2 separate regions of the Homo sapiens genome follow, and region 1 is linked to region 2. The links are chromatin loops, found by intact Hi-C in ENCODE. Cell type or tissue: endothelial cell of umbilical vein. All regions are shown on one strand. Each heading gives the region's core, and the rest is flanking DNA. Links, peaks and the distances in the headings are about the cores only.

Evidence for each region. Peaks named below come from ENCODE experiments on the same cell type or tissue, not always from the same donor. Only the 100,000 strongest peaks of a DNase experiment are listed, where the experiment ranks them.
Region 1: a loop joins it to region 2, with 4 times the contacts of the local background. A loop is called at or near these places in 1 of 110 quality-filtered maps.

The regions. Positions count from the first base shown.
Region 1 is chrY:2,884,651-2,890,029 of GRCh38, forward strand. No RefSeq gene overlaps it. Among named protein-coding and RNA genes, the nearest start is that of RPS4Y1, 46 kb to the left of the region's middle. In endothelial cell of umbilical vein, for the core only: no CTCF peak of the experiment used is centred there; a DNase peak (open chromatin) is centred at 2,971; H3K27ac peaks cover 1,753 bases.
Region 2 is chrY:3,000,147-3,005,525 of GRCh38, forward strand. It overlaps ZFY-AS1 (ZFY antisense RNA 1), which reads right to left and starts at 2,480. Exons shown (of 3, transcript NR_144458.1): 1 at 2,167-2,480. LINC00278 (long intergenic non-protein coding RNA 278) reads left to right here and starts at 2,850. Exons shown (of 4, transcript NR_046502.1): 1 at 2,850-3,071. In endothelial cell of umbilical vein, for the core only: no CTCF peak of the experiment used is centred there; DNase peaks (open chromatin) are centred at 2,275, 3,315, 3,495 and 3,755; H3K4me3 peaks cover 818 bases; H3K27ac peaks cover 1,158 bases.

The DNA of each region.
Region 1 (5,379 bases), core at 277-5,276, 120 kb before region 2:
CTCCAACCTGGGTGACAGAGAGAGACTTAGTCTCAAAAAAAAAAAAAAAAAAGTAGGTTACTGGTTGCTGCAGAGGGGATGGGGAATACAAAGAACTGTTTAGTAGATAAGAGCTTTCCTGTTGGGTGATAGAAATGTTTAAGAACTAGAGTGAGGTGATGATTGTATAACATCATAAGCATATTAAATTCCATTGAATTGTACACTTTAAAATAATTTTATATTATGTGAGATGTACTTTAAAAAATTAAGGGCTGGGCACAGTGGCTCACACCTGTAATCCCAGCACTTTGGGAAGCCGAGGTGGGCGGATCACAAGGTCAGGAGATCGAGACCATCCTGGCTAACACAGTGTAATTTTTAGTCTTTACTAAAAATTACAAAAAAATTAGCCGGGCGTGGTGGCGAGTGCCTGTAGTCTCAGCTACTCAGGAGGTTGAGGCAGGAGAATGGTGTGAACCCAGGAGGCAGAGGTTGCAGTGAGCCGAGATTGTGCCACTACACTCCAGCCTGGGCAACAGAGCGAGACTCCGTCTCAGAAACAAACAAACAAAAACTACTTGAATTTCTCCTTCATCTGAGTCAATAACTCCTGGGACTACATTAATGTCCTGTAGGTTAAGACGGCTTTTCCCTAAAATTAGTCCCATGTATCCTGCTGGTAAAGGTCCCCAAAAACCAGTGGGAACTTTGATGGGTTTTTCTCCCACAACTAATGTGATTCTTTCTCTTGAGGGGTAGATCTAATCCTGCACTTCCTGGTGCTCCTGGGGTGAGGGAATCAATGTGCCTCCAGGAACCCATGCCTGAAATGGGGTTGAGGTCTGAACTGGGAATGCCCTCATTGTTTGAGGGGCCGGGGTCCAGGCCCCCCTCTCATTTCCCAACAGCGGGGTGCCATTCTGATTAAATCTTGAGTGGCACTGATTAGCCTGGTGATTTCCTTTGTTAACAGTGAGGACAAAGTCCTGGCGTTTTTTTTTCCCACTGGGTGGGACACTGCATTGTAAGGTCCTTTCTGTCCTGAGAACTGGCAGCATTCCTTTTTAAAATGTCCAATTTTTCCACAATTATAACATTTTCCCATTTTAGGGTTTGACCCTTGGCTCCTTTTAGATTTGTCAACTGCTAAATTAGCCATTGCTTGCGCTAACATTGCAGATCAATGAAGCTCAGTTCCTACATCCTGACAAGCTCTGAGAAAATTTCCCAAGTTTTGTGTACACCTTGCTGGTGCTAGTGCATGTTTACAATCCGTGTTTGCATTCTCAAAAGCTAGAGTTAAGGTTAGCTCTTCTGCACCCTCAGTATGAGGAATCTGATGCTTCACTGCCTCTTGTAATCTTGCAAGAAATTGCAAATAGGGCTCCTGTGACCTTTGCATGATATGTAAAAAGGCTTGTACTGGGACTCCTCCTTTAGGAATTGTGGCCCAGGCATTTTTAGCAGCCTTTGCACACTGCAGATAAACAAAGTGTGGGAGTGCCATTTGTCACTCCAGGTCTGAATAAGGGCCATTACCTAACAGCATATCCTCTGTAATGTCTCCGTGTCCAGCAGCATTATTTTGTCTAGCCTGGTCTGCACACATGTCTTGCCAATTTAAATTCCATGTCAGATATGCGCTAGCAGACAAGTAAGTTTGTGCCAAGTGTTTTACATCAAAGGCTAAAAGATGCATAGCACCGAACGCAGATTCTAGTAATCCTAAAGTGAATGGACTCTGTACGCCATTATTTACCACACTTGCTTTTTAATTCCTTCAACAACTTAAACTCTAGTGGAGTGTGTTCATGAATAACCTGCTATGGATTGTTTGGATCAGGCCTTATGGAAATAGGAAAAGCATAAGCTCCTAAGGACTCCCCAGCTGTGGCAGCAGAGCATAAAATTCTTTATATTGGGGTTTCTATTTCTGCTATTGAAGGAGGTGGTACAGATGTTTCTGCAATTGGAGAAGGGGGTATAGGCCAATCCTCCCTGTGGTATAGGTATCCTCCCTGTTCTGTTTTTAATTTTCAGTCAATGTTGTGGGTGGGACAACAGATGCTTTCAGATTTTTAGACTCAGCATGCTGTCCTGCAGAATAATAAGGACATATTGATAGATGAACAGTATGAATTAAACTCCAAGTGGAAAAAACAGAAGAATCAACTTTAAGACCTTTTTGATGGGCCTGTTTTAATTCTTTTCCTGCTCTGTCCCAATTTTCCGTATCAAGAGTGCCTGCCTGTGGAAACCATGAATTACGCCTAATAACCTCCTGCAGCATGTTAATGTCTGAGAACTAACTTGAGCACCAGTTTGTTTCAACAAAACTTTAAGCAACTGCACATAATATTTTTCTTCAATAGACAAATTCTGCCCCATGTTACCCTGATTCAGAAAACTTCCCGTTCCCAGTATTTCTTTAAAGCACTGCTCCCAGTACCTCTTTAGGGCACTGATGTTATATCTGCTGCTGGCAGATTTATCCTGGGGTCCCCCTTCACCTTGTCAATTTCAGTTCCTCTGCTCCAGCAGACCTTCTTCATTTACATCCTCGAAGTCCTGTGTCCGGACGCCACTTGTAACCTGCACGGACCTTGTGGGACTGAACAAAGGAGGATGAACGTGGGAATAAAAGACAAAGACAAAAGAGTGTATTTGGAAGAAGGGTTTGGGGGCGCTTTGCCTCTAGTGGACAAGGGCCCAGAGCTTTTTCAGCCCTCTGAATTTATTAGGTAAAAGAGATAATGAGAAAGCGGTGGGGGCCAGTGTGGGGGTGGTGGTGGTGGTGATTGTCAGGTAATTGTCAGTCAGCCATTTGGTTTACAGCTGGCTTGCGAGACTGCATCCTTGAAACAATAGGTGCTAAATTTCCCAGCAGATAACTTCAAGGAGACTGGTGCCAGGGAGTGACTGCCCTCAGCAAACCTTTTGGCAGCAGGCGCAGTGTGAGTTTGCCCACATCCTGCACTCGTGATAAACAGTTTCCTGTTTGATCATATAGCCTCCAGTGGAATGCTGAGTTGGTCACGATTCCTTTGCTGGCTCACTACAGAAACTACTTTAATGATTTTCTGCATAGGAACAATGCTGTATTACACAAGAAAATTAGACATTTCTATTTGAGGGTTTGGGAGTCAAATTTATCACAATGCTTTAGAACATTGCCAAGAGGTGAGTCTGAAGGAATAGATAGGCTTTGTCCCATCATGGGACTGGAAAACACACTGCTCAGGAGCTTTCATGAACCGCTGTTTTTTTTGGGTTTCCTGCCGAGGTGAAGAGCATTTCACTTGTGTCTGCTGAGGGACTTGGGTACATTTTCTAAAGGGGCATTCCTCCTATTGGAAAAGATCTCTTGGCTGCTCAGGAGCCTTATGCTGGGTGATTGGTGAGGAAAATGGGTACACAGAGTACTCAATCTGTGCTAGGCCAGCAGATGGAGCGGGTGAGGGAAGACTCCTTGTTCGGAGGTTGTCTGAGATCACCTGATTTAGTAACGTCTAGAGCAGGATGGCTGAATTACTCAAGAAGAGAATTCAGAATGAGAAAGAGAGAGTCTGAGTCACCTAAAACAACTCTGAATGAGCTTCTGCTGTCAGTCACATCCCTTGTAGGGATTAGGGACTTTCTACTACAAAAGATAGAATAGAGTTTTAGTCCTTTTTAGGCAAGGCAGTCAGCTCTGTTCACACTTTGGCCTTCATGCAACAACAGAAAACAGGGCAGTTACTATAGTTGCCAGAGGGATACTGGAAGCCAGCTGTTGCAAGACTTAAAACACAAAATAATCTTAGGTTCTTCACCTGCATGGTCATTGGTGGTCAGATGCTTCCACACGAACATTTTTCAGTCCCACTGGAATGTAGTTTCAGCCAGAGATGTTCACTTGTCTCTGTGCTTAGGTGCTGTTCACTGAGGATCCTGAGTTGGGAAAGAGAAAGGCAAGTGCGTTCCCCGTAAGGAGAGTCCCTGTATGGACCCCCAAAATGTCATTGCTTATCAGCTACTGTCTAGGGCTGGTATCACACAGGTAGTAAGAAGAATTTACCAAAACAGTTATAAGAAAGGCAGATTTATTAGGAAAAGTATGGAACTATGTTGCAAGGATGCAACAAGCAGGGCAGCAAAAAGACCCTACTGCAAGGAAACAAAGGCTTGCTGAGAATTTTTTGGAACAGTGTTTATGTTGTGTACTGCAGAGGGCTTTGTGCAGTATTGATAACACCACAACCAAAGTTGCACTGAGCTAACTTGCATTTTTCTATCAGCTGAGGGTCTGGTCATAGCTGCAGAAAGCTGCAGAAAGACTGGATTATTTGTCCAGGAGGGCTGTGTATCCTGAAACAATGAAGAAAGGTAGACTTATAGCTTATCTGCCTTCTTTTTCTGCCTTTCTTCTGTCCCACCAGCCAGACTCCTCCTTCCTTATTAGGACTTAGCAATTTCTTCATACTATTCTCAATAATTTATAGTAGTTTCTCACCTCTCCCTAGTATTTCAGGCCCATATAAAAAAGCCTGATTCAAACTAACCTTTTTTTTTCCTGTTTTTTCCCAATATAAGCCCCTCATTGAATTTTTCTATGTTTTCATTATTCCAGAATCAAGTCACACTTGGCTCTCTGCCTGTTCTTTCTTCCTTCCCTCTGCTCTCCTCCCCTCCCCTCCTCTCCCATCTCCCTTCCTTCCTCCCTCCCTTCTTCCCTCCGTCCCTCCTTCCTTCTTTCCTTTCTTCCTCTTTCTTTCTTTTCTTTCTCTCTTCCTTCCCTTCCTTCTTTTTTCTTCCTTTCTTTCTTTTCTTCATTTTAATAGGGAGGGATGGAATCTCTGTCACCTAGGCTGTGATACAGCTGTGCCATCATAGTTTGCTGCCAACTTGATTTTCCAGGCTCAAGGAATCTTCCCACCTTGGCCTCCCAAGTAGATGGGACCACAGGCAGAAACCAGCATGCCAGGCTAAAATTATTTTTTGTACAGACAGGGTCTCATTGTATTACCCAGGCTGGCCTCAGACTCCTGGCAGTCCTCCCACCTCAACCTCCCAAAATCCTGGGATTATAGGCATGAGCCACTGTGCTTGGCCTCTGTTCTTTTCTTACTATCTACCTCCTTATGAAGCCTTCCATGAATTCTTTGCCCCAAGATCTGTCATCATTTATCATCAGCTACATTAGTATAAGTATCTAATTTATATTAATATTTAAAAGGTTAAGTTTCATTGCCTTTTGTGAAAATAATCTGGCTCTGTGGTGGTTTATAGATACTTGATTTTATTATTTCCTCTGTTATGATCTTAGTGTTTCCAGTGTGTTTAAAAATAAGTATAAAAAGGCCAGGCACGGTGGCTCACACCTGTAATCCCAGACTTCGGGAGGCTGAGGTGGGTGGA
Region 2 (5,379 bases), core at 124-5,123:
ATGTTTGTTACTTTTCTTTCTGACTTACCCACACACCTGTGTTACTGATCTTTGTAGCCAGGGATAGTTATTTCATAACAGTTATGTAATCCTCCTCATTTACTACTTTAAAGCTCCTTTGTCTTCCTTTACTGCTCTGAATGTGCACCTAGTTTACTATAGCTTGTGCATTGCTTGCAATTTTCCTTTTCCAAATAAACACCTTTTCTTTTAAAGAGTCTCTGTGTTTGTTTTTTTAGGTTTACACTACAATATGTTGCGTTTTAGATCATTGGTAAATAGTACACAGAAATTCTGCAAAAAAGGAAAAGTTGAATTTGAACTCCTGGCTTCAAGTGATCCGTCTGCCTTGGCCTCCGAAAGTGCTGGGATTACAGTGTGAGCCACTGTGCCAGAGGTGCCTATCTAAATTGCTGCTATTTAACAGCGTACTGGAAATTTAAGGCAGGTCAATTGGCAAGGAAAAAATAACAGGCATCTAAATTGTAAAAGATTAATGAAATCATCTTAATTTGCTAATGACGTAAACCTTTATGTTGAAAACATAAAGATTACACAAAAAAATACACAAACTGTTAGACATTCAGTACATACAAATAAGTCATATTTTCATATATTGGCACTGAATAATCTGAAAAGGAAATTAAGAAAATAATCCTATTTAAAATAGAATCCAAAAGAATAAAATACTTCAGAATATCTTTTTTTTGAAATGGAGTTTTGCTGTTGTTGCCCAGGCTGGCGTGCAATAGCACAATCTTGGCTCACTGCAACCTCTGCCTCCTGGGTTCAAGCAATTCTCCTCCCTCGAGAGAATCTGGGATTAGCTGGGATTATAGGCATGTGCCACCACGACCAGCTAATTTTGTTTTTTAGTAAAGACAGAGTTTCTCCATGTTGGTGACTCCAGTCTCAAGCTCCCGACCTCAGGTCATCTGCCCACCTTGACCTCCCGAAGTGCTGGGATTACAGGTTTAAGCCACTACACCCAGCAAAATAAAAAATATGTAAGCTGGACAAAATTAGAAACTTCTGAATACCTAAAAACACTACCAACAGAGTGAAAAGGCAATCCACAAATAGGGAAAATATCTGTCAATCATATATCTGATAAGAAACTAATATCCAGAATATATAAATAACTCCTACAACTCAACAAGAAAAACCAATTAAAAATAGGCTAAGGGTTTGAATGGACATTTCTCACCAAAGAAGATATACAAATCATCAATAAGCACATGAAAAGATTCTCAACATCATTGTCCATTAGGGAAATGCAGATTAAAGCTACAACGAGATACCATTTCATACAAATTAATACTTACTTTTAAGAGCAAATAAGTGTTGGGAAAAATGTGGAGAAAATGGATATTATGAATTGCTAGTGAAAGTACAAAATGGTGCAGCTGATGTGGAAAATGATTCAGCAATTCCAAGATTACATATATACCCCAAATAATTGAAAGCCTGGCTCACAGATATTTGGACATAAATATTTATGGCAAGAGTATGCACAACTGCAAAAGGTGGAAACAATTCACATTTCCATTAAGAGATGAACGGATAAACAAAATATGAAATATACTTAAAATGGAATGTTATTCAGCCTTAAAATAGAATACAATTCTGACATATGCTACAACTGGACTTACAGTAAAAACAGTGTTAAGTAAAATAAGCCAGACATAAAAGAACAAATACAGCATGATTCTGTCTATATGAAGTCCCTGGAATAGTCAAATTCAGGGAGACAGTATGTAGATGATGGTTGACAGGACTGTGGGGAGGGGAAAATAGGGAGAAGTTGTTTTAATAGGTATAGCATTTCTGTTTTACAAGATAAAGTTCTAGAAACAGGTTACATCAACAATGTGAAGGCATTTAAAAGTACTGAATTGTACACTTAAAAATGATTATCGTGGAAAATTTTATGTTATGAGCAGTTCATCATAATAATAATTTAAAAAGGCCCAATTTTCTTTCTAAGTAGATTAATGATGAAAAATACCAGGCAATGGAATTATTTAGGAGGACTCTGCTGCTATAAGAGTTTCTTGTTACTTTGTTTCTGTTTCCTAGTACTGGCTGTTAGCTTTGAGACTGACTTTTGCACTCCAACAGTTAGAATTAGTCATAATGACTTTCTGGTATCAGCTAGACACTCACCTTTAGCCTCACTTAGGGTTTCCAAGATGAATCTGTCCATAGGTTTAGATTCACTCCCTCTGCTTCCAACTTTGTTCTGCTGGACTCTTCTACTGTGAAGGTAAAGCTTGTTGTTTCTTGCTCATGAAGCAGGAAATATAAGAAAAACAAGTAAAAAGAAAAACAAGTCCTTCCCTGACCAGGCTGACTCACTCCAAAGTCCAGCTACAGCTGTGATAACATTACCTGCAAGGCCAGGTAGGGGCCCTGAAGAAATGGGTTCCAAAAACAGGGACAAGAGAAACAAGTTCTTATCAGTGTCTTCCTGAAATTCTCTACCCATGCCATCATTCTTTGTTCTGCTTGTATAACTATTTTTGTAACTATTTCTGCAAGTTTGCAAGGATTTTGTAAGGTCCTGTTTTTCCCATCTGTGCAGGATGGCAAAGGTCACAAGACATGCCTGAGTTACAAGACCTGTCACAGTTTAACTGCGTTTGTTCTGCTTCTGTAAGCTTGCTTTCCCCACCCCACAAGTTTTGCACCACAGGCCAACACCCTTTGGTCACATGAATAAAAGTCAAGCCCTTTCTTTGCTCATTGCTCAGCCTCTGGGTATTAATCTGCTGAGCTGGTGGCCACCTAAATACAATCGTCCTGTTCCCCTCATTGGTCTCTCCGGTCTCCTGATTCCAGCCACATTTTGGTGAGCCAGCCAGGAGTGAAGACGACAGGTTTGCTGTCTCCTTTGCCTGTGGGTCTGGGGCCCCAGCCTGGGGGAGACCCGTGACTCCAGGCATGCTATCAGGACAACTTCAACCCGAGGGGAGATCAGCTCTCCCGCAACCTGGTGCCGCTCTCTGACAGCACAACAGAACCTAAGGGGCTACAGGATGATTCAAGGAACAGTGTGCTACAGGACCTCGGTAAGGTTTGGGCCCGAGGCAAGACCTGTCCCATGACAGAAGGGGAGCCTCATCACCTCCCAGGGTATACCTAGTAATATGACCCAGGATGCAAGAGTGGCTCGCAAATTTGGAAGAAACCTACACCCCAACCAACCCAGGACACAAAAGTGGCTTGCTAAGTCAGTTAAGAAACGAAACCGGGAGTGGGGAGGTGTGTGAATGTGTGTGAAACAGACGATTCCAAAAGGAACCAACGTGGGGAATGGTGTGTGTGGAGCCACAGGTCTCTTAGCATAGACTGTATGCTAGGGAGGTGCCCCACAGTTTAGTGATTGTGGTGGTCTGGGTTTGGGACTCAAACCCTCCTTTAAAGCTTAGCAGTGTCTGAAATACTCCTGTGAGGGAGACAGTCTAATCGGTCTGAAGTGAAAGTAAAACAGTGAGTGAATTGTGCTGTAAATGGGAGGAAATGGGAGGGAAGTTGTTGAAACCCACCCCATTAGAATGCATGTTAAACAACTTTAAGAAAGATTATGTGGGGGATTATGGGATCAAGTTGACCCCCAGAGGTTGAGAACTGTCTGTGAAATAGAGTGGTCCTCTTTCAGTATTGGATGGCCGGCCGAAGGAACTATAGATGGGGAAATAATTGGCTGTGTATTTAAGGTGGTGACTGAGGTCGGAGGACAGCCTGGACTTCCAGGCCAATTTCCTTATATTGACTCACGGCTGAATATAATTCAAACTCGACCTGTATGGCTAGAGCCCTGCCTGGCAGCTTATTGCAGAACACTGGTAGCTCGAGCTGAGCCAAAAGTGAAAGAGAATTCAGCTTTACTGTCAGCTACAAACAGAAAGGAAAAACCACAAGAAAAACCAGTTTTGCAGGAACCACCAGCGGAAATAGAAACCCCTCTCCCCTATGCACCAATCTATCCACCTTTACCAAGCCTGGCCCAATAGCAGCCAGACTCAGATGATGATACACCTCAGGCTAACCCCAAAGTGTGAAATCTGAGCCCTTGCCCCAGGAGGTCAAGGAGGAAGGTCAAAATGATCAAGCAGGCCGCCTTTAATCTGGCTGCAAGAGCTTTGCAGATGCCTCTCTGAGAAACTTGGGGACCCATGTATTATGATGAACAGGGCCAGGTCCAAGGGTGGGCAACCAACTTTCATTTATCACCCTTTTTCAACTATTGATCTCCTAAACTGGAAACACCATACTCCCTCCTACATGGAGAAGCCCCAAGCTCTCACAAAATCTGATGCAGTCTATTTTTGAGACACACAATCCAACTTGGCCAGACTGCAAACAGCTTTTCCTGATGCTGTTCAACACCAAGGAATGCTGAAGGGTGACCTAGGTAGCCCACCAGTGGCTAGAAAACAATGCACTGGAAGGCACCCTTAATGTCCTGGCATATGCACAGGGCCAGTTCCCAGAAGCAGACCCGCACTGGGACCCAAACAAGGAAGCCCAACTACAGCAACTGCAGAGGTACCAAGAGGCACTCCTGCAAGTTTTGAGAAAAGGAGAGAAAAAGGCATTCAATATGGGAAACATTTCAGAGGTGCTTCAGAGAGCAGATGAAAGCTGTAGCCAGTTTTATGAGAGACTCTATGAGGCCTTCCAGCTTTGCAGTCCATTTGACCCTGAGGCTACTGAGAACCAGTGCATGGTAAACGCAGTGTTTGTAGGGCAAACCCAGGGAGACATCAGGCGAAAGCTGCAAAAGCTAGAGTGTTTCACTGGCATGAATGTCACTCAGGTTTTAGAAGTGGCCACCAAGGTGTACACTAACTGTGAGGAGGAGACTCAGGGAAAAGGCCAATTTGCTGGTGGCAGCACTTATGGAAAGGGGGGCGAATGTCCCAAGACGAAGTGGATGTAGGTGCGGACAAGGAAGAGGTCAAATCAGGCAAAGACCCGAGGATCAGGCAGCACTAGATAGGGACCAGTGTGTGGGGTGCAAGAAGAAAGGACACTGGAAGAATGAATGTCCAGAGGGTGATGAGGGAGAGGTGGAAGTAGGGGCCTAAGGGGCCATAACTTTAAGCCTGCCACCATCCTGAATATATGGTGTTAACTCTTGATGTCCCACAGGTGGAAGAATGGAGGCTGTATGCAGAAGGGTTGTCAAAGCTGGGGCTAGATGAGCTGTATGGGTGCCTAGTAAAATTCGTAGAGTGTGGGCTGAAGATAATGCCCCTACCCTCGCTGTGAACCAGATACAAAAGATAGTAGAACTAAAATCAGGAGAAACACTGGTTCGGTTTCGTTATTACCCACTTCCCTGAGAAGCAATACATGGCATTCAAGGGCATT